4 separate regions of the Homo sapiens genome follow, and regions 1, 2 and 3 are each linked to region 4. The links are chromatin contacts, found by Hi-C or POLR2A ChIA-PET in ENCODE. All regions are on one chromosome and are shown on one strand. Each heading gives the region's core, a stretch centred on a gene start or an enhancer-like site at or near the end of the contact. The rest is flanking DNA. Distances are from core to core; before and after follow the strand shown.

What was found. A loop is a pair of places that touch in the nucleus more often than their neighbours do. ChIA-PET counts read pairs that join two places held with the same protein, here RNA polymerase II (POLR2A). Pooled maps may share reads with other maps.
Region 1: a pooled map shows a loop between it and region 4 (26-fold over the local background). The contact joins the promoter of PHF23 here to the promoter of LINC00324 in region 4. A Hi-C loop is called at or near these places in 1 of 37 single-sample maps with no recorded cell type and 9 of 50 pooled maps. POLR2A ChIA-PET finds 5 or more read pairs at or near these places in 1 of 52 experiments (HEK293T).
Region 2: a loop to region 4 is called in a pooled map, with 8 times the contacts of the local background. The contact joins the enhancer-like site here to the promoter of LINC00324 in region 4. A Hi-C loop is called at or near these places in 3 of 37 single-sample maps with no recorded cell type and 4 of 50 pooled maps. POLR2A ChIA-PET finds 5 or more read pairs at or near these places in 2 of 52 experiments (GM12878 and activated T-cell).
Region 3: a loop to region 4 is called in a pooled map, with 4 times the contacts of the local background. The contact joins the enhancer-like site here to the promoter of LINC00324 in region 4. A Hi-C loop is called at or near these places in 1 of 50 pooled maps. POLR2A ChIA-PET finds 5 or more read pairs at or near these places in 2 of 52 experiments (GM12878 and WTC11).

What each region holds. Positions count from the first base shown.
Region 1 is chr17:7,238,190-7,240,889 of GRCh38, forward strand. PHF23 (PHD finger protein 23) reads right to left here and starts at 1,268. Exons shown (of 5, transcript NM_024297.3): 1 at 1,057-1,268. The coding sequence starts at 1,090. GABARAP (GABA type A receptor-associated protein) reads right to left here. Exons shown (of 4, transcript NM_007278.2): 4 at 1,819-2,700. The coding sequence ends at 2,665. RefSeq lists silencers at 1-15, 1,166-1,345, 1,396-1,535 and enhancers at 869-1,518, 1,646-1,735.
Region 2 is chr17:8,857,057-8,860,021 of GRCh38, forward strand. The region is part of intron 1 of PIK3R6 (phosphoinositide-3-kinase regulatory subunit 6); the gene reads right to left. Among named protein-coding and RNA genes, the nearest start is that of PIK3R6, 9.1 kb to the right of the region's middle. RefSeq lists an enhancer at 2,384-2,643. Within about 2 kb of position 1,660, at least 8 of the 41 ENCODE cell types and tissues checked have a DNase peak (open chromatin) inside an H3K27ac peak, as active enhancers do; they include GM12878, where a contact is called at or near this core.
Region 3 is chr17:7,454,615-7,457,314 of GRCh38, forward strand. It overlaps CHRNB1 (cholinergic receptor nicotinic beta 1 subunit), which reads left to right. Exons shown (of 11, transcript NM_000747.3): 9 at 670-842; 10 at 1,180-1,327; 11 at 1,969-2,700. The coding sequence ends at 2,109. Among named protein-coding and RNA genes, the nearest start is that of CHRNB1, 11 kb to the left of the region's middle. RefSeq lists enhancers at 1,077-1,578, 1,106-1,185, 1,266-1,425. Within about 2 kb of position 1,362, at least 33 of the 41 ENCODE cell types and tissues checked have a DNase peak (open chromatin) inside an H3K27ac peak, as active enhancers do; they include GM12878, where a contact is called at or near this core.
Region 4 is chr17:8,222,435-8,225,346 of GRCh38, forward strand. LINC00324 (long intergenic non-protein coding RNA 324) reads right to left here and starts at 1,609. Exons shown (of 3, transcript NR_026951.1): 1 at 1,378-1,609; 2 at 1-840. CTC1 (CST telomere replication complex component 1) reads right to left here. Exons shown (of 23, transcript NM_025099.6): 23 at 2,381-2,912. It overlaps TRP-CGG1-3 (tRNA-Pro (anticodon CGG) 1-3), which reads right to left and starts at 470; the gene lies at 399-470. RefSeq lists enhancers at 1-162, 485-1,226, 773-902, 1,153-1,392 and a silencer at 373-422.

The DNA of each region.
Region 1 (2,700 bases), core at 18-2,517, 980 kb before region 4:
CACCCCCACCCCAGACACACACAGGCACACGCATCCAACGCTACTTCACGGCCGGGACAGACCCGGGAGCTCTAACCCGGACGCGGCCCCCACCTGCCCCCCCCCCCCCGCCCATACCGCGCTCCCCACAATTTCGCCGTCCCTCCGCCCCCATCCGGGGCTTTGGCCCCTCCCCGTCTCCAGCTTTTCGGGCTCCCCACCGGGCCCCCCGGCCCTGTTCCTAGCCCTCTCCGGCCGCCGCCCCCCCCTCCGCCCCCGTACTCACCACCCAGTTACTAGGCTATGGACCCCTCAACTCTGGCCCCTTCCCCCCAACCAGCCACTCTCTCTCTCTCTCCACAGCAGCCACCGCTGCTGCCGCCGATGCCCCCCTCACCCTCAGCAACTCCCAGGCTCTTAACCCTCGCGGACCAACCCTACCCCCCCGCCCGACAAGTCGCCGGTCTTAACCCCCCCCACCCCGCCCCACCACCCCCTACAACTACCCAGCTCGCCTCGCTTCCTGGCTCGCTCTCTCCACAACTACCCCCCGGTACAGGTCCGTCTGCCGTAGACAATACCCAGACCCCCTCTTCTCCCCACAACTACCTGCCCACCTCTCCGACAATCACCGGGCATTCTCCGGCGGCAACTACTCGGAGCTCCGGTACCACCGCCACAAACTACCCCACCTCGGCGAACTACCGGGCCCCTCACTCAGCCTCTTCTACGTCCTCCCTCCTGAGCAACTCTCCGGCCACTGGATTCCCCTAACCTTCCAGTTCCAGGGCCCCAATCTGCCGGTGGCCCTTTCGGGCCCTAACCCCCGAGGCTCCGGGTTTCAAGCTCCTATCCCCCGCACCCCCACACCGTCTGATCTCCAACTACCCCAGCCCAGTTTCCCACTCCTCTTTCTCCAAGGTCTCTCAACTCGTCGCTCTCCCACCTCCAGGGCCAGCCTCCCGACCCCCTCCCCGAACTCCCCCGCTGGGCTCCGGGGCTCGACCTCCAAGTTTGCCAATTGATTCCTCGCCCGCCCCCCGCCGGCTCAGCGCTCTGCACCGGTCGAGAGCTCACCTTCGGGACTGGGCTCCGCCATGGCTTCCAGCATCGCCCCCTCCCCTCCTCCCGGTCCGGCGCCCCCCTCCCCGGAGCCGGGGATCCCGGTGCCGCCTCTAGTGCTCGATGCTCCCACTGCTTCGCTCCACAGAAGTGTCCGCCTCAGCCCGGTTGAGACTCGAGTCCGCTAGCCGCTGCCGCCACCTCCCTCTACCACTGCCTCCCGCACTCCCGGACCGGGCCCCCTCCCCCCGCGCCGCCGGCCGCCTGCTCCCTCCTCCTCCTCCTCCACCTCCTCTCTCCTCCCTCCCTCCTCTTCTCTCCCTCCTCCCCCCGCCGGCGCCGAGGCGCAGTGCACCAAGGGTTTTGTAGTCCGTCCGGGAACAGCGGAAAAGGGACCGCATGAACCTCCGGAACTTTGATTCCCAGAAAGCCACAGGCTGGCGCAGGCGCACCAAGCCGCTCCCCTCCCCCGGGGAGCGGCGGGGAGACCAGGAGCCGGAGGGGAGAGCGGAAGTGCGCGCGCAGGCCCCTGGGAGATGTAGGCTGGGCGGGACCAAGAAAGAAGAGGAAGAAGGGATTAGAACTCTCGGCCACCATACTGCCTCGTTCTGCAGCTTCTTTCTCCCCAGGAGGACCGCCCCACTTCCGGCCTGCCGGAGAAATGATTGCTGGGAGTTGAAGTATTCCTGGCGATAATGGCTCCCGCTCCCAGTCTTCTCCCTCCCTGATTCCACTCTGCCGGATCCCACACACCGGCAAAAGTCTAGCCAAGTGACATGCAACTGAGAACAGCCGTTTTACTAGCTTGCACACATGAAAATATCTTAGTTAGAATGTTCTAGCAAATGTGGATGTTCACCTAAAGCAGGTACTTCGGAACTTTCTCCACAGGAACCCACAGTAAAAAAAAATTTTTTTTTACATGAGCATTTTTAACATTTAGTTTCACATGCGTGTTATAAAACTAAAGTTTCAAGAAATAATCCTCAGTATTCCATTCCATCACAACAAAAGCACCCTCTTTTTGCAGACAGGGAAAAGCCCAACATGAACAGAATAAACCAAAATATACTTCTATCCCTCCAGCTTGTACCCAGTACTCTTCTTTCCCCACCACTGAAACCCACTGACACCTTGGAAAGACTTAAAATCAGCGGGACGAGGGGAGCAACACAAGGCAAAATTCAGTTCAGCTTGGTGGTTTCCTCTTTATTGATGTGCCTCCTACCTTCCCCCCACAATTTCAGTCCCTTCCAACTACCCCCAAAAAAGAAGGTAGTGAAAGGAAGGGATTGCTGGGGTTCTGAGCCCCTTGGGCAGTCAGAAAGGGAACAGAAACCAAAACAATCACTGGATGTGACACAGACTGACAATCAAGAAGTCTACAGCAGGATGGGAAAGGCGGGCAGAGAAAGGGGAAGAAAGGAGAAAGGAGAGTTACAAGATGCCAACTCCACCATTACCCCTCCTAAGAGAGGCTGGAGAGAAAGCCACAAACATTAAGAAGTGCCGGTCCTGAATAAGGGAGGTGGTGTTTGAGCTTGAAGGAGGAGGAGGTCAAGAAAGGGGGGCCACCTCTCTCTTTGTAGAATGAGACCCCCCTCCAGCTCAGGGGCAGCAGCTTCACAGACCGTAGACACTTTCGTCACTGTAGGCAAT
Region 2 (2,965 bases), core at 410-2,909, 630 kb after region 4:
AGAGGCCTTTCCTGAACATCCTGTCCAAAATAGCCCTCCCTGTCACACTCTAGCACACTCTGATTTTATTCATAGCATTTATCAGTATGGAAATTTTTCCTGTCAGGCTTAGTTTTCTTGGCTAGTCATTAGAATGCGAACTCGGCAAATACTGGGATGGGGCGTGTCTCCTTCACTGCAGCATGTCCAGCATCTAGGGCAGCAGCCACTCAGTGGACAATGAATACCTATTTTAGATAAATATTTGATGAATGAATGAAAGTGAAGAATATTGCCAAAAGCCACGTGGCCATGAAGGATAGAACCAGGGCTAGAGCCCAGATCTCAACCTGGGGCGTGGGGTCATGGCCACTTCCCCTGACGTCCGCATGCCTTCCTTTCCCCTCTGTAAACCTCACAGAACCCCCCTCTGTCTTTGTGAAATAAAATGAACACAAACTTCTGTCTGGGGCGGCCTGGGTTAATAATGAACACGGGGCAGCCTCGAAAGAAAAGAAATCTCACAGATAAAGACTAAAAGAGAAGTGTAAGATACCAGGAATTTTTGTGGCAAATGGAGAGTGCTTCTGGGCTGATTTTTAATTGAAAGTAAAATTCCCCTTTGGGAGGCTGAGGCAGGCGGATCACAAGATCAGGGATCGAGACCATCCTAGCTAACATGGTGAAACCCCGTCTCTACTAAAAATACAAAAAATTAGCTGGGTGTGGCGGCAGGTGCCAGTAATCCCAGCTACTTGGGAGGCTGAGGCAGGAGAATCGCTTGAATCCGGGAGGCAGAGGTTGCAGTGAGCTGCAATCGTGCCACTGCACACCAGCCTGGGCAACAAGAGTGAAACTCTGTCTCAAAAAAAAAAAAAAAAAAGGGAAAGTAAAATTCTAAGAAACTTTACCAGTAACTGTCAGAAAGCCTCCCTATTCATTTGCTCATTCCTTCATTCACTCACGCATTCACTCATCAAACATTTATTCAGCGTTTCTATATATTTGTGCAGGTGCTGCTTCCTTGCTCCTCCCACAGGAGACCTTTGTGGTCGATTTCCTGTCCTTTGGGGCTGCTGACCACACCAGTGTGGGGGAAGAGCCCCCAGGGGATGAGCTTGCACGTAGACAGGAAATGGAAATAGAAGCAGCTCATTCTTAAAATGCATCAACATCAAATGTGTCTTCGTTTCAGGAATGAGAAGAATTTTTTAGGAAATAAAGCTTGCCCTTTCAAGCACCAAACCATGCCTCTGAATGTTTTCTCAATTAATCTTTTTTTTTTTTTTTTTTTTTTTTTGAGACAGTTTTGCTCTTGTCGCCCAGGCTGGAGTGCAGTGACGCGATCTCGGCTCACTGCAACCTCCGCCTCCTGGGTTCAAACGATTCTCTTGCCTTAGCCTCCCTGAGGCTAGGAATTACAGGCACCCGCCGCCACCCCTGGCTAATTTTTGTATTTTTAGTAGAGACAGGGTTTCGCCATGTTAGCCAGGCTGGTCTCGAACTCCTGACCTCAGGTGATCCACCCACCTCGGCCTCCCAGAGTGCTGGGATTAGAGGCGTGAGCCAGGCGCCTGGCTGTTTTCTCAATGAGTCTCAATGGAAGCTCATTGTATGCACCGTGCCATAAAACGGTGGCGATGGCAGGAGCTATCAGTAGGCGAGGGTAGCCCTATCCTACATTGAGTGGCTGTTACTGTTTGACTTCTCATGTATGATTCCTCATTTCAGCAGCACCAGCTGTGTTCTGCACTTAGTGGGTGAGTGGAGGCTGCAGTCCAGCCCACCGCTCTGCTGGCCTTTTTGTAATTTACTCAGGCAGGGAGGGTGAGGTTTTGCAATTCATCCATCCAAAGAGGAACTTGCTGTAATTTGTCTACTCAGAGGGGTGCCTCTTTCTGATTTGAACAAAGTGCCTTCTGTGTTGGCTGCAGCCCTGCCTGGGCTGTGTCTGCTCCTCCACCCAACTGCCAGTTTGCTGAAGGCTGGGAAGCCGGAATAAGCACATGCAATTGTCTTGTATGTAAAATGAAGAAACAAAGCCTGAGAACTGATCAATGAAAAGAGCATCAAACTTCCATCCATGGACTTGCAACTTCTATTTGCTCAGAGGGCCCTCTGGCTGTCTTCTGAGTTCCTGGCAGTGTTTTGGGTGGCTGAGGTTGGTGAGTAAATCAAAGAGCCTCTTCAGAACATAATCCATGGGGCAGAAATTGCACAAGACCTGAGAGGTTAGAGATGAATGAATGAGACATAGTCCTTGCCCCCTGGGGTGCGTGGTCTACCAGTCTGTCACCTCATAATGACCGCAGGGTGGCTGTACTTGCCCAAGACCCCTGGAACAGACGTCACACACCTATGGCCCACCATTAGCACACTGAAACTGTCTCACCGCCCCATGCACGCAGCATGCTTGTGATGGTTTATGTGTCAACTTGACCAGGCCAAGGGAGGCCCAGATGGCTGGTGAAGCATTATTTCTGGAGGTGTCCATGAGGCTATTTCCAGGAAAGATGAGCATCTGAATGCAGGGAGTGAGTCAAGATCTGCCCTCAGCCATGTGGGTGGGCATCACGTGATCTGCTGAGGGCCTGAATAGGAGAAGAGGGAGGAGGAAGGGCAGATGTGCTCTCTGTGCTTCAGCTGGGACATCCATCCTGCCCTTGGACAAAATCAGCGCTCTTGGTTCTCCAGCCTTCGGACTTGGACTGAGACTGACGCCGTCATCTTCCCTGGTTCTCAGGCCTTTGGACTCAGACTGGAATTACACCACTGACTTTCCTGGGCCTCTAGTTTACAGACCACGGATTACAGACTTCTCAGCCTCCACAATCACAGGAGCCAATCCCTGCTAATACATCCTTTTGTTCTCTACCCACTCCCCACCCACCTCCCAGTCTCTCTCTCTATCCTATTTGTTGTGTTCCTCTGGAGTGGCCTGACTAATACAATGCTTAAGAAGACTAACCATTTCGCAGACTCATGT
Region 3 (2,700 bases), core at 112-2,611, 770 kb before region 4:
GTTGAGTGTTGAAATGTTGCACAGTTAAGCTAGCCCCCATCATTATCATTTCACAGATCCCATACTCTCTTCATCAATACTGCCCATCTCGGGTCCCAGGGAAATATTCTTAGGGTTAGGTACTATCAGATTGGAAGCCCTCTCTTTCCAGTTGGGATACCTCCCAACCCACTAAATAGCTTTTTTTTTTTTTTTTTTTTTTTTTTGAGATGGAGTTTTGTTCTTGTGGCCAGGCTGGAGTGCAATGGCACAATCTCAGCTCACTGCAACCTTCACCTCCCAGGTTCCAGCGATTCTCCTGCCTGAGCCTCCCAAGTAGCTGGGATTACAGGCACCCGCCACCACGCCCAGCTAATTTTTGTATTTTTAGTAGAGAGAGGGTTTCACCATGTTGGCCAGGCTGGTCTTGAACTCCTGACCTCAGGTGATCCACCTGCCTTGGCTTCCCAAAGTGCTGCGATTACAGGCGTGAGCCACCGCGACAGGCCCAACCCACTAAAGAGCTCTTAGGTCTGTGTGGCTGCATTTCCTTGTGTAGCTCGTTTGTGGAAGAATATGCACGCACATACTCACGCGCGGGAATGGGCATGTGGAGTGGGGTGGTTGGCTGTTTCCCTTCTGGTCTGAAAGCATGAAAGCCCCCACCAATACGCCTCTTCTACTCTGCAGATCTTCATTCACAAACTTCCGCTGTACCTGCGTCTAAAAAGGCCCAAACCCGAGAGAGACCTGATGCCGGAGCCCCCTCACTGTTCTTCTCCAGGAAGTGGCTGGGGTCGGGGAACAGATGAATATTTCATCCGGAAGCCGCCAAGTGATTTTCTCTTCCCCAAACCCAATAGGTAGGACTACGCCCGTTACCCACATAAGAGGGAGAGGGAGAACTACAGTTCCCAGAAGAGTGTGCGGAAGAAGCGGCCCATGCTCTCGGAAGACGCTGTGGTTGAGCATCATGGGAGTTGTAGTACTCCTGCTGCTCACTTTGAGGGGAGGTGGGAACTAAAACAGAGGCGGTGGAAGAAGTTGCACAAGGCTAGAGAGATCACTGCTGGAGGGAAAAGCATGATGGGCTCTCGGGTTTTGAGAACTGGCAAGTTGTTGGAGGCAGCTGGAGCGGGGCCTGGGTCGCCGGCACTGGCTGTCTTTGCGTTTGGGCGTGGCCAGTCACTCCTCTTCCAGGTTCCAGCCTGAACTGTCTGCCCCTGATCTGCGGCGATTTATCGATGGTCCAAACCGGGCTGTGGCCCTGCTTCCGGAGCTACGGGAGGTCGTCTCCTCTATCAGCTACATCGCTCGACAGCTGCAGGAACAGGAGGACCACGATGCGGTATGTCCAACGGGGGTGGAACAAGGCCAGGTCTAGGCGACCTTGGCCCCACCCCCAAATTCCGCACCAGCACTCGCTTTCGTTTTTTTTGTGTGGTTTTTTTTTGGCTTTTTTTTTTTTTTTTTTTTTTTGAGACAGAGTCTCGCTCTGTCGCCCAGGCTGGAGTGCAGTGGCTCGATCTCGGCTCACTGCAACCTCCGCCTACGGGTTCAAGCGATTGTCCTGCCTCAGCCTGCCGAGTAGCTGGGACGACAGGGGCGCGCCACCACGCCTGGCTAATTTTTGTATTTTTAGTAGAGACGTGGCTTCACCATGTTGGCCAGGCTGGTCTGAAACTCCTGACCTCAGGTGATCCGCTCGCTTCGGCCTCCCAAAGTGCTGGGATTACAGGCGTGAGCCACCGCGCCCGGCCTCGCTTTCGTTTCTGATTGGACCTCTCCCTCATTTGGTCCCACCCCCTGCTTACCTACTGGTTCTTTATGCCCATGCATTGCCTGCAGTCTCGCTCTCCTGTTGGCGCTGCCGGCTGTTGCCTCAAACCAGTGGTAGGAGGACTCAAGCGGGTAGCGGGCGGGGAAATGGGGGGGTTTCCCTGGGGGTCTGGGCCCAGAGCTCAGGAAGTTTCCTTTGCCTACCCACAGCTGAAGGAGGACTGGCAGTTTGTGGCCATGGTAGTGGACCGCCTCTTCCTGTGGACTTTCATCATCTTCACCAGCGTTGGGACCCTAGTCATCTTCCTGGACGCCACGTACCACTTGCCCCCTCCAGACCCCTTTCCTTGAAGACTGGAGGGTTGAGACCCAGGCCCCCTGCCAGTTGAAGTGAGAGTTTGGTGATACTGTCAAGCCCTATCCTTCTCTGCCTCTTAACTCCTTCACGAGGAATCTGGGCCTCTTATTTCGTTTCTGGGGACTGCATTGGACTGAGGGCTGGGTAGGCAGGTGTCTTGGACCCACCTGAAATGCAGTATCATCTGATTTACTCTTTGGGATCTTGAAGAAGCTCTTTTGGGTATCAACACCTAGGTCGCCAGTGAAATAGAACACAGAACAGGAACTAGATTATAAGCCTTATGAGGTCAAGAAATGTGACTTGGCCGGGCGCGGTGGCTCACGCCTGTAATCCCAGCACTTTGGGAGGCCAAGGCGGGCGGATCACCTGAGGTCGGGAGTTTGAGACCAGCCCGACCAACATGGAGAAACCCTGTCTCTACTAAAAATACAAAATTAGCCAGGTGTGGTGGTACATGCCTGTAATCCCAGCTACTAGGGAGGCTGAGGCAGGAGAATCACTCGAACCCGGGAGGCAGAGGTTGCAGTGAGTCAAGATCACGCCATTGCACTCCAGCCTGGGCAACAAGAGCGAAACTCCAT
Region 4 (2,912 bases), core at 359-2,858:
TATTTCAGGCACCAATCGTCAGATGGAGTGACCGAAAGAGACAGAGTGCCTTCAGGACTGCAGAGAACCAAGTTTTGACAGTTCCTGGGCTCTCCCGAACACTGTCATCCACAACTATAGATTGACGCGTGTCAATCAAAGCGAAACCAGGCTGTGGTGGCCGAGTTGAGACACCAGGAAGGAAGTCAGGAAGCAGAAAGGGAGGGACCTGCCCAAGTCTGGGCGTGCCTCGTCTCTTCCTGACATGCCAGGCGGGTCTGGGGATTGAGATGCTTTCTGCTACCGCGGTGCCACAAAAGAGCTTACTGTACATTGATGACTTACAGTCAAGCCTCCTGCAGCGCTGGTCAGGTAACCTATTCCTTGAAGACACTCTTGTCTCAGTAAAAGGTAAAGGAGGGCTCGTCCGGGATTTGAACCCGGGACCTCTCGCACCCGAAGCGAGAATCATACCCCTAGACCAACGAGCCGACGTGCGGACGTTGCCGCGAACCGCCTTAGAGGTCGTGCCAGGCTTGCTGTAGTGCTGGGTCCACTATGCATGGCGGAACGGTCCGGGCGCACGCTCACGGACCAGCCTCCCCCAGGCCGAGTATTTTGGAGCACTGGGCTGGGAATCTCTTGGCTCCGGGCCGCGAGCTCCGGCTCCTCCCAGGAAATAGCGTCAAGGAAGTGGGAGGGAGTGGCCTCGGCCTCGCCCCCGCGCCGCCTTGCACGACTGCCTTGAACACCCGGGTTGTTGCTTCCTTTGGTTACCGACTTGGTGCCATTCCGTAACCTGGGATCTTGACACTTCCTGCCTCCGCCTGCGGTCCTTGGACCTAGCTCTTCGTTGCAGAGCTTTGAAGAGAAGCGGTGGAATTGCTTGCTTTCGGGACGGGCAGGAGAAATCACTAGGGGAACACCAGTGCCCCGTGTCTGTCTATCCTCCTGGGCTAACGGGCAGGGCAAACCCTGGGCCAGACCCATCGATAGTCCACGGGTTCCCCAGACCGCATGGCAGTACCCAAGCGAGGGAAAGAGGGAACGATTTCTGGGGCCCAGAAGACCCACGGAAGAGGGCGTTATTGAGCTGGGTGACTGGAGGGGGACAGGCTTTCCACCCTGCAGTGGGGCGGGGCGCAAGGCCAGGCGACTAGTCTCATGGCTTCCGGACTGTAAGATCAGGTTACCCCTACCCTACAGTCTAACCTCTGCTCCCCAGTCCCCTCCTAGAATGGCCTAGAAGGGAGACCCTCCTGCCTGCCTCCTAAGACCCCCCGAAGGCTCTGAGGCACGTGGCCGCATGAATGTGGTCGAAGGCCTGTAGACCCGGTTTGGGGACTTAGCAGTGTCCCCGGGACTGCCCAGTGAGCCTCTGCGCTCTTAAACACTCACCATGCTGCTCTTACTCCGGAGCTGCCCAGAGTCCCAGCAAGATCTGGTGGGGTCGGTAGCAGACCACGTGTCCTGCCTTTCCTCAGCTCAGTGCCTGTTCTGGGGAGTCCTCCCAGCGGGGTTCTGGCCTGCATCGGCCCTGGACCAGCCTGGTGTCATCTGTGGAACCATTTTGTTCTACACCCCAGTTGTGTGATTTGTGGGGCCAGGCCGTTCCTAATGCCCAACCCATAGATACGATGACGGGGCTTTCAGTGAAGGATTCAGCTCCTATTTGTCTTTCCCAGGTTCCCCTGGACAGACAGTGGGGAAGGGCAGCAGAAGTTAGCCCAGCCTTTCCCATTAGTGTCCCAAGTCTTTGAGATGGGTAAAGAGGTTCTCAGGGCTGATCTGGCATCTCCTCCCCCATTCCTACCCTTTTCCAATTCCTGTCTCCCTCCCCTTGGGCCCCAGCTTTCTCTGCAAAATAATCCAGTCACCTCTTCCCTGGCCTCAGGCACTTAAACGCTGCAGAAGGGGAGGCCTAAATCCTTTATGACCCTTATGAAAGCTATGTCCCTCTTCACCGGGCACAGTGGCTCACACCTGTAATCCCAGCACTTTGGGAGGCTGAGGTGGGTGGATCACAAGGTCAGGAGTTCAAGACCAGCCTGACCAAAATGGTGAAACCCCGTCTCTACTAAATATACAAAAATTAGCCAGGCGTGGTGGCGGGCGCCTGTAATCCCAGCTACTCGGGAGACTGAGGCAGGAGAATTGCTTGAACCCGGGAAGCGGAGGTTGCAGTGAGTCAATATTGTGCCATTGCACTCCAGCCTGGGTGACAGAATGAGACTCCCTCCGTCTCAAAAAAAAAAAAAAAAAAAAAAAGCTATGGCCCTCTTCCTAAACATGTATACAATCCAGGGAGTTCACACATAATCCCATCCACATACCCCACACTTTATTTTTTCCTCAGAAAAGTGCGTACATAGACCCCACTTTTAATAACCAAGAACTAACAAACAGCTGATCATTCGTTTATTTTATTTCATTTTTTTGAGACGGAGTTTCACTCTTGTTGCCCAGGCTGGGATGCAGTGGCGCGATCTCGGCTGACAACACCTCCTCCCCCCTCCAAGGTTGAAGCGATTCTCTTGCCTCAGCCTCCCAAGTAGCTAGGACTGCAGGCGCCTGCCACCACGCCTGGCTAATTTTTTGCATTTTTAGTAGAGACGAGGTTTCACTATGTTACCAGGTTTCACTATGTTGGCCAGGCTGCTGGTCTGGAACTCCTGACCTCGTGATCCGCCCACCTTGGCCTCCCAAAGCGCTGGGATTACAGGCGTGAGCCACCGCGCCCGGCCATACATGGCAAGTTTCTACATGGTGTTTCAGACTTAGCTGATCACCCTCTACCCTCAGGCCAGATTAGATTCCACTTCTCCCTGTTCTTACAGTGCCGTTAGTGCTGAAAGGGGAACGTGCCTTGTTCATTTGGTTCTGCACAGGGTCCAGCCCAGTGCTTGGCACAAACGTGGTCTCGGCAGTGCTGC